Linked DNA regions of Homo sapiens: regions 1 and 3 are each linked to region 2. A link is an interaction called in ENCODE POLR2A ChIA-PET data of the cell type or tissue named here. Cell type or tissue: OCI-LY7. All regions are shown on one strand.

What was found. Peaks named below come from ENCODE experiments on the same cell type or tissue, not always from the same donor. Only the 100,000 strongest peaks of a DNase experiment are listed, where the experiment ranks them.
Region 1: POLR2A ChIA-PET joins it to region 2 with 6 read pairs; 2 of 35 experiments call an interaction of 5 or more read pairs at or near these places.
Region 3: POLR2A ChIA-PET joins it to region 2 with 5 read pairs; 2 of 35 experiments call an interaction of 5 or more read pairs at or near these places.

What each region holds. Positions count from the first base shown.
Region 1 is chr3:6,813,449-6,815,948 of GRCh38, reverse strand. No RefSeq gene overlaps it. Among named protein-coding and RNA genes, the nearest start is that of GRM7-AS3, 9.2 kb to the right of the region's middle. In OCI-LY7, no CTCF peak of the experiment used is centred here; no DNase peak of the experiment used is centred here.
Region 2 is chr3:6,249,352-6,251,851 of GRCh38, reverse strand. No RefSeq gene overlaps it. Among named protein-coding and RNA genes, the nearest start is that of GRM7-AS3, 550 kb to the left of the region's middle. In OCI-LY7, no CTCF peak of the experiment used is centred here; DNase peaks (open chromatin) are centred at 1,491 and 1,931; H3K4me3 peaks cover 886 bases; H3K27ac peaks cover 1,654 bases.
Region 3 is chr3:6,303,522-6,306,021 of GRCh38, reverse strand. No RefSeq gene overlaps it. Among named protein-coding and RNA genes, the nearest start is that of GRM7-AS3, 500 kb to the left of the region's middle. In OCI-LY7, no CTCF peak of the experiment used is centred here; no DNase peak of the experiment used is centred here.

The DNA.
Region 1 (2,500 bases), 560 kb before region 2:
TAAAAGACCTTCTGACCTCTCCTAAACATGGCTGCTCAGTGGAGATAATTGCTAGTCCTTCTTATTAGTAGTTTCCATTTCTGAGTTTGCTTTGTTATAACTACTTAGTTTCTTATTATTCTCAAGCTCTTTATCAGACAGCCTGAACTCTTGCCTATATTGTATATTCTTTTCTCTTTCTCTCACCATTTTTTGTCTCCCTTTTTTTTTTTTTTTTTTTTTTTTTTTTGCTATGATCTTCTCGTCCTAGAAAAAGTAATTTCACACATACTGAATTACTGCAATTTAGGTCAGAGAGACCAGGCACCATGAAAATAAGTTCTTTATTTAGAAAAAAAAAAAAGCTTCTGATCTATTTCTCCTGTTAAGCTTGTGAGAGTCTCACCTTCCTCGTGTTATGGATATTGCAAAGAAGATATTTTTAAAGCACCCTTTAAAAAAGTCCCAAGAGGTACCAAATATGCTAATATCTTTCCACAACGCTGTTTCAGAAAAGTAGGAACACGTTAGAGGAAGCAAAAACCTCTTATTTTCATCCTTCTCTTAACGTCGTTGGTAAACCTTCTGTGACTTGATACAAACCAAATCTGATCTTCTGCCTTTTTATGCTAAAATCATGGGGGAGTGTGTATACTTTGATTATATTGGTTTTATGAGCGTTTAGGAGATTATTGCGGAGCGTTAAGTTTTACTTTGCATTTGTTAATAAATATTCATTTGTTATTTGTAGGGGAGTGTGCTTATATGCTCACACACTCCATGGGTATTATGCCAAAACCTTTGCAAAAATTATATCATTTTATTAAATATGACACTATTTAACTAAAATTTTCAGAGTACAAGCAACTGAATTAAGATCACACAGCTCAAAAGTGCCAGTGCCCACACTAAATCCTCAAATTTGGACAGTGCAATGGTGCAACTCCATTACTTCTTTTTTTTTTTTCTTCCACTTCTACCACATTTGCCTCCAAATAGCTAAATAGAGTGACTCAGTTGAAGTCAACAGATATTGCTGAGGGTCTTCTGTGGGCAAAGTGCCATGCCAGATGGTGTGGGGCATGCACAGGGGAACAAATAGGAACTCACAACCAAGAAATGGTGCAGCTAGTCTTGTCTCAGTCAGAAGAGAAAACAATAAAGCCTCTGAACAGAAAAAGCCATTTTCCTTCTTTCGGACGGACAACATGGTCTAGTCAACATTTACTCTTTACCCTGGAGGGAGATGCCACTAACTGAAAGATGAGATGGTTCGCTACATCTTATTTATTATTATTTTTTGCTAGATTTCACTCATATGTTTCCACCACATGACTTGACTCTCCTGAGGGCTTTATAGCATGGATGCCACTTTGAGATATTAAGGATGCCTAAAGGAGCATGTGAAAAAGAAAAGACATTCTGAATTCAACTCCTGTGACTCTGTTGCCAGAGAGAAGACAATGCTGGTGACCTGAGCATCAGCTGAAGACCCGGATTCTATGCTTGGGAACTGCCATGGTTTGGGTATCTGACACTTCCAAATCTCCTGGCAAAATTTGATCCTAATGTTGGAGTTGGGGCTTAATGGAAGGTGTTTGGGGCAGGGGGGTGGGAGGACCCCCTCATGAATAGATTAATGCCCTCCTTGTGGCGAAGGGGCAGCGAGTGAGTTCTCATTCTATTAATTCCTGTGAGAACTGGTTGTTAAAAAAGAGCCTGGCACCTCCCACCTCTCATTCTCTGACTCCCTCTCTGGTCATGTGATCTCTGCACACGCCAGCTCCCCTTCACCTTCCACCATGGGTGGAAGCAGCCTGAGGCCCTCACAAGATGCAGAAGCTGGTGCCATGCTTCCTGTATGGTCTGCAGAGCTGTAAACCAAATACACCTCTTTTATTTCTTAATTACCCAGCCTCGGGTATTCTTTTACAGCAGTAAGACAGGAATGATCCCAGCATTCCTCTCATTGGGTTTAAATGAGAAATCTTTTTCCCAACATGGCAGTTTTAACCCTTCAATAAAAACTAGCAAAGCGCCTATCTATATGCAAAACCCTGTAGTAGTTCCTGGTGATTCAGAGAGAACACGAACTACTCATGGGCTTTCTATCAGGGACCTCTCATACTTAAGAATATGAATACACAGGCTGGACGCGGTGGCTCATGACTGTAATCCCAGCATTTTGGGAGGCCAAGGCAGGCAGATCACCAGGTCAGAATTTCAAGACCAGCCTGGCCAACATGGTGAAACCCCATCTCTACTAAAGATACAAAAAATTGGCCAAGCGTGGTCTCATATGCCTGTAATCTCAACTACTTGGGAGGCTGAGGCAGGAGAATCGCTTGAACCCGGGAGGCGGAGGTTGCAGTGAGCTGAGATCACGCCATTGCACTCCAGTCTGGGTGACAGGGCAAGAATCTGTCTCAAAAAAAGAAAAAAGAATATTAAGACACATATAAATATCTAATTATAGGGGCTGATTAGGACTATGAGAAGGTGGTAGGGGAGAGTGATGACC
Region 2 (2,500 bases):
CACCCTCCTTGACATTTTCATTTTCCACTTGATTGAGAAGACCTTAAAGGCAGCAACACTTCTTATTCACTTCTACTTCCTATGTGTCTAGTGTGGTGTCAAACTGAAAGGGGCATTCAATTTTTTCTTTCATTTAAAATAAATATTAAAGTGTATATGTGAGAAAGAGACAGAGACAGGCTGGCAGAGACAAGAGAGAGTATGTACTATGTGCTGGACATTTTCTTTCAGTTGACTGAACAGTGAAGAAAACAAATGCCCTGCTTCGATGGAGTTTATATGCTCAATAAGTGTTGAATTAATAAATACCTGATACTGCCAATTTCTCCTCTTCTCTAAAATGTTTCCCTACAAGCCACATTGCCTTGCCTTCTTCTACCTCTTGATGGTGCCTCTGGGGATCCTTGGTGGCTCCTCTTTCTACCTCCAGTCCTAGACATAAATATTTCTCAAGTTTCACTTGCCATGCCTCTGCTCTTTCCTTTCTCTGCTCTCACCCTCTGAGATCTCATCAATTCTTACAGATTAGACTGTCATGCGTATTGTCCCAATTCAAATGCTTCATCAATTGCCTGCTGGAAATGTCAATTAGGACATCCACCCGTAACTTTGAACTCAGCATATCTAATGAAAGCTCATCTCCTCTCCCCTTGAGACCACTCATAAATAGTGAAGGTAAATTTCTGGCTTTAAGAATTTCACAGAAAGAATTTCAGTTTATATGTATGTATATAAACACATATGTGTGTATATATGTGTGAATAGATGTATATGTGTGTGCGTATACATGTGTGTGTGTTCATATACGATGGATGAACAAAATATATTTTCTACTATGAGCTGTGGCCAAAAATATTTGAAAGCCAATGGAGTATATGAGCTCCAAATTCCAAGAACTTAAAAACATGATATGTTAACATACCTTAAACTCACAAGAATTCAATTATTATAGCAAAATTTATAGCCATTCTACCATGTATTCTGCTGTGCTAAGTGCTGGGATCACTGGTGATGTGCTTGTTTACTGTTTTTTTTCCTGATGAGAAGGCACCTTTTCCCAGGGTTGGGCGGCACCCTTTCCCAGGTGCCTTCTCATCAGGAAAAGAAACAGTAAACCAGCAAATAGGGCAAAATAACTTGACAGATATTATATATTTATATATGATTTAGATGTTTCTGCTGTGGCCCAATATATGTGTTTCTGGAAAATCTTTTGTTGTACAAAATTGAACATGAAAACAGCAGGGCTTATATGACTAGTAAAAATCAGAGTAGATCAACACAATATTTTAATCAAAGCAATAACAAAAACAACAATTTATATGCCACCTGATAGCTTGGATATCCTAGACAAGCTACTTTGGCAAATTATAAAAGTTCACATAAAAGAACAGCCTTGGAGAGCTGGCTTGCAGGTACTGAATAAAAGCAGCAGATAGAAATGGAGCTCTGAATCAGCAGGGTTGTTGTTAAGGTGAACAGAGGAGGAAGTGAAACCTGTCTTTAGCAGAGAGTCACACAGGCTAGGGTTCATACCTCTGTGAGGAAGGAGACTGAGCACACACATTTATTTTTATTTTATATTTATTATTTATTATTTTATAATTTGTATTATAATTTGTATTTTATTTGTAGTTGACACATAATAATTGTCCATATTTACATGATATACAGTGATATTCCAATGCATGTATACAATGTGTAGTGATCAAATCTGGGTAATTAGCATATCCATCATTTATCATTTCTTTGTTTTGTGGACATTTAAAATCTTTCCACTATCTTTTTTGGAAATATAAACCAAAATATTATTTTTAAATGTCCCTTTCTTCCCTAAAGCTCTTCAGCCCTAAAGTAGAACTAAAATATCTCTGTGCAGCAAGTCGAGCGTGGAGCATTTCCTTTTTTCTCGGTAAAGTTTTAAACTCTGCTGTAGTTATTGTGTCTCTCCTTGCCTAGAAAAAAATCACAAATGAACAAACACTCTTTCCCCACCAGAATATCACTATGACTCCCCTGTCCATATGTCTACCTTGTTTTGCCTCAAGTCTGTGGTGCTGGCATAGTTATTAATAGCACCCCTTTCATTCTCAAAAGTATCTGAGTTTGCACCACAGATTAAATGGCCATCCTAATTATTTTGATATTTAACAATCTATTGTAGCAGGGAAGACTGAAAATTCTGGATAATAGGTTGTGATCAATGCAGTGATAATATTAAGCATGTGTTGATAGGACTAACAAGAAAGACGCATGTAAAACGTTTTAGCACTAGCTTCATGGAGAAGACGTTTAAACTGAACCATAAGAGGGAACCGCCAGAGAAGTTGTTGCCAATGGAAAAGGAAACAGAGGAAATTGCCTGTGCAAAGTCTCTGTGGTGAGAAACAGTCTGGCAGGTTAGAAGAACTGAAAGGCAGCCAGTGTAACTGGATGTGGAGGGAAGGGAGCCAAGGATGGTGGCTTGAACTTAGGTCATCTCAAGGTGGACAGTGGGTGC
Region 3 (2,500 bases), 54 kb before region 2:
CAGATGAGAAGGATGCATATTCTATGGTTGAGGGGTATTCTGTAGATGTGTATTAGATACAATGGGTCAAGTGTCAAATTTACATCCAGAATATTTTTGTTAGTATTCTGCCTCAATGATCTGTCTAATGTTGTCAGTGGGGTGTTGAAGTTCCTCACTATTATTGTGTGGCTACCTATGTCTTTTTGCAGGTTGAGAATTACTTGTTTTATGAATCTGGATGCTCCATTGTTAGGTGTGTATACATTTAGCATAGTTAAGTCTTCTTTTTGAATTGAACCTTTTATCATTATATAATGCCCTTCTTTGTTCTTTTCTACTGTTGTTGATTTAAAGTCTATTTTATCTGCTACAAGAATAACAACTCCTACTTTTTTTTGTTTTCCATTTGTGTGGCAGACCTTTCTCCAATCCTTTACTTTGATCCTGTGGGTGTTGTTATGTGTGAGTTGAGTCTCTGGAATATAGCAGATGGATTTGTCTTAAATTTTCATACCATTTGCTACTCTATGCCTTTTAAGTGGAGTGTTTAGACCATTGACATTCAAGGTTAATATTGATATGTTAGGTTTTGATCCTATTATGAAATTCTTAGCTGATTACTTCATTGTTTCTATTGTGTGGGTGTTTTATAGGGTCTGTGGGCTATGTACTCAAATGTGTTTTTGTGATTCTAGATATTGTCCTTTCATTTCCACATTCAGAGCACCCTTAGAGATCTCTTGTAAGGGAGGTCTAGTGGTAACAAATTCCCTTAGTGCTTGCTTGTCTGGAAAAATGTTATTTCTCCTTCACTTATGAGCCTTAGTTTGGGGAATATAAAATTCTTGGTTTGAATTTCTCTTCTTTAAAATGCTGAAAATAGCCCTCTAATGTCTCCTGTCTTGTAACATCTCTGTTGAGAAATCTGCTGTTAGGTTGATGGAGTTCCTTTTGTACATGATCTGACCTTATCTCCAGCTTCCTTTTCATTTTTTAATTTTTTTAAATTTTATTCTCCAGCTTCCTTTAAGATTTTTTTCTGTAGCATTGATCTTGGAGAATCTGAAGACTATATGCCTTGGTGATGTTCATTTTCTATTGTATCTGGCAGGTGTTCTCTGGATTTCTTCTATCTAGATTTGTACCTCTCTGGCAGGATTAGGAGAATTTTCTTGAATTATTCCCATATATATTTTTCATGTTGTTTACTTTTTCTCTTTCTCTCTCAGAAACACCAATGATGCATAAGTTTGGTCATGTTGCATAATCCCATATCTTTCAAAGGCTTTGTTCATTTTTAAAAAGGTTTTTTTTTTTCTGACTTAGTTCAAAAGACCATTTTCAGGCTGTGATATTCTTCTGTTTGGTTCAGTTTATTGATAAAGCTTTCAATTGTATGTTGAAACTTTTAAGTGAGTTTTTCAATTCCAGAAACTCTGACTTGTTTCTTTTAAAGATGTTTATCTCGTCCTTCATTTTCTTTATTACTTTAGTTTATTCGTGTTGATTTTCCATCTTGGGTTGGATCTCATTGAGCTTCCTTGTAATCCATGTTTTGAATTATTTATCTGTCATTTCTTAGTTTCCATTTTGGCTAGGGAATGCTCCTGGAGAACTAGTGTGATTCTTTAGTGGCATCACTATATTCAGAATTTTTATGATGGCAGATTATTGTACTGGTTTCTTCTTATCTGGAGATGATGGCACTTTTAACTTTTGTAATTATTTTTATACAGGTAGGATTTTTTTTCTTTCTTACCCTGTGATATTACTTATTTTCTTTCCCTTTCTTTTCCCCACTTCTTAGGGTATGTGACTGTACAGAATATTGGGTAGAGTCTTTTGCCTTCCCTTCTATAGCCATTTCTGTAGGCAGGTTTTATATTGGGCTGCGTGGTTCAACCTATATGCCAGCGGTTGACACTTATGAGTAAGAGCTGGCTTCAGCCAACGTGGCTGGGTATATACTTCATCCTAGTTTACTGGGAGAAGCTCTTTGGTGCCTTGGGCACCAGTCTGATCCATAGATTGCACAGTGATCTGAGTTACCTGCTCAGCCCTGCCGGGGGGCAGGGCAGTTCAGGGAGCAAGATGGGCAGGGCCAGATTGAGCAGGCCCGCATAGAGGTCCCCTAATGCCAGACACAAGCCCCAGCACCAAGGCAGAATCTAGCAGGTGGCCATCAAGCACCTGGTAGTGTGCCTAGCCACAGAGTTGAGGAATCTCTTGGCCTCAAGTTCTCTGCATGGGGAATGGAGGCAACCTAGACTCCTAACTCAGGGGAGGGAGTGCTCCAGATGCCTGGAGATCTGTCTGTGTGTGGAGTGTAGAGGGCCCTGATGCACCACAATCTCCACACATGGAGGGTGAGGTTATTCAGTCTGCAAATCCATGCAAATGTGTGCTTTGAATTATTTTTATACAGGTAAATACACCTGAACTTGGGGCAGGGAAGGCGGCACTTTACCACAGTATGCAAAGGAAGGATGGGCCAGCTCAGGCTGCTGATTCAAGCAAG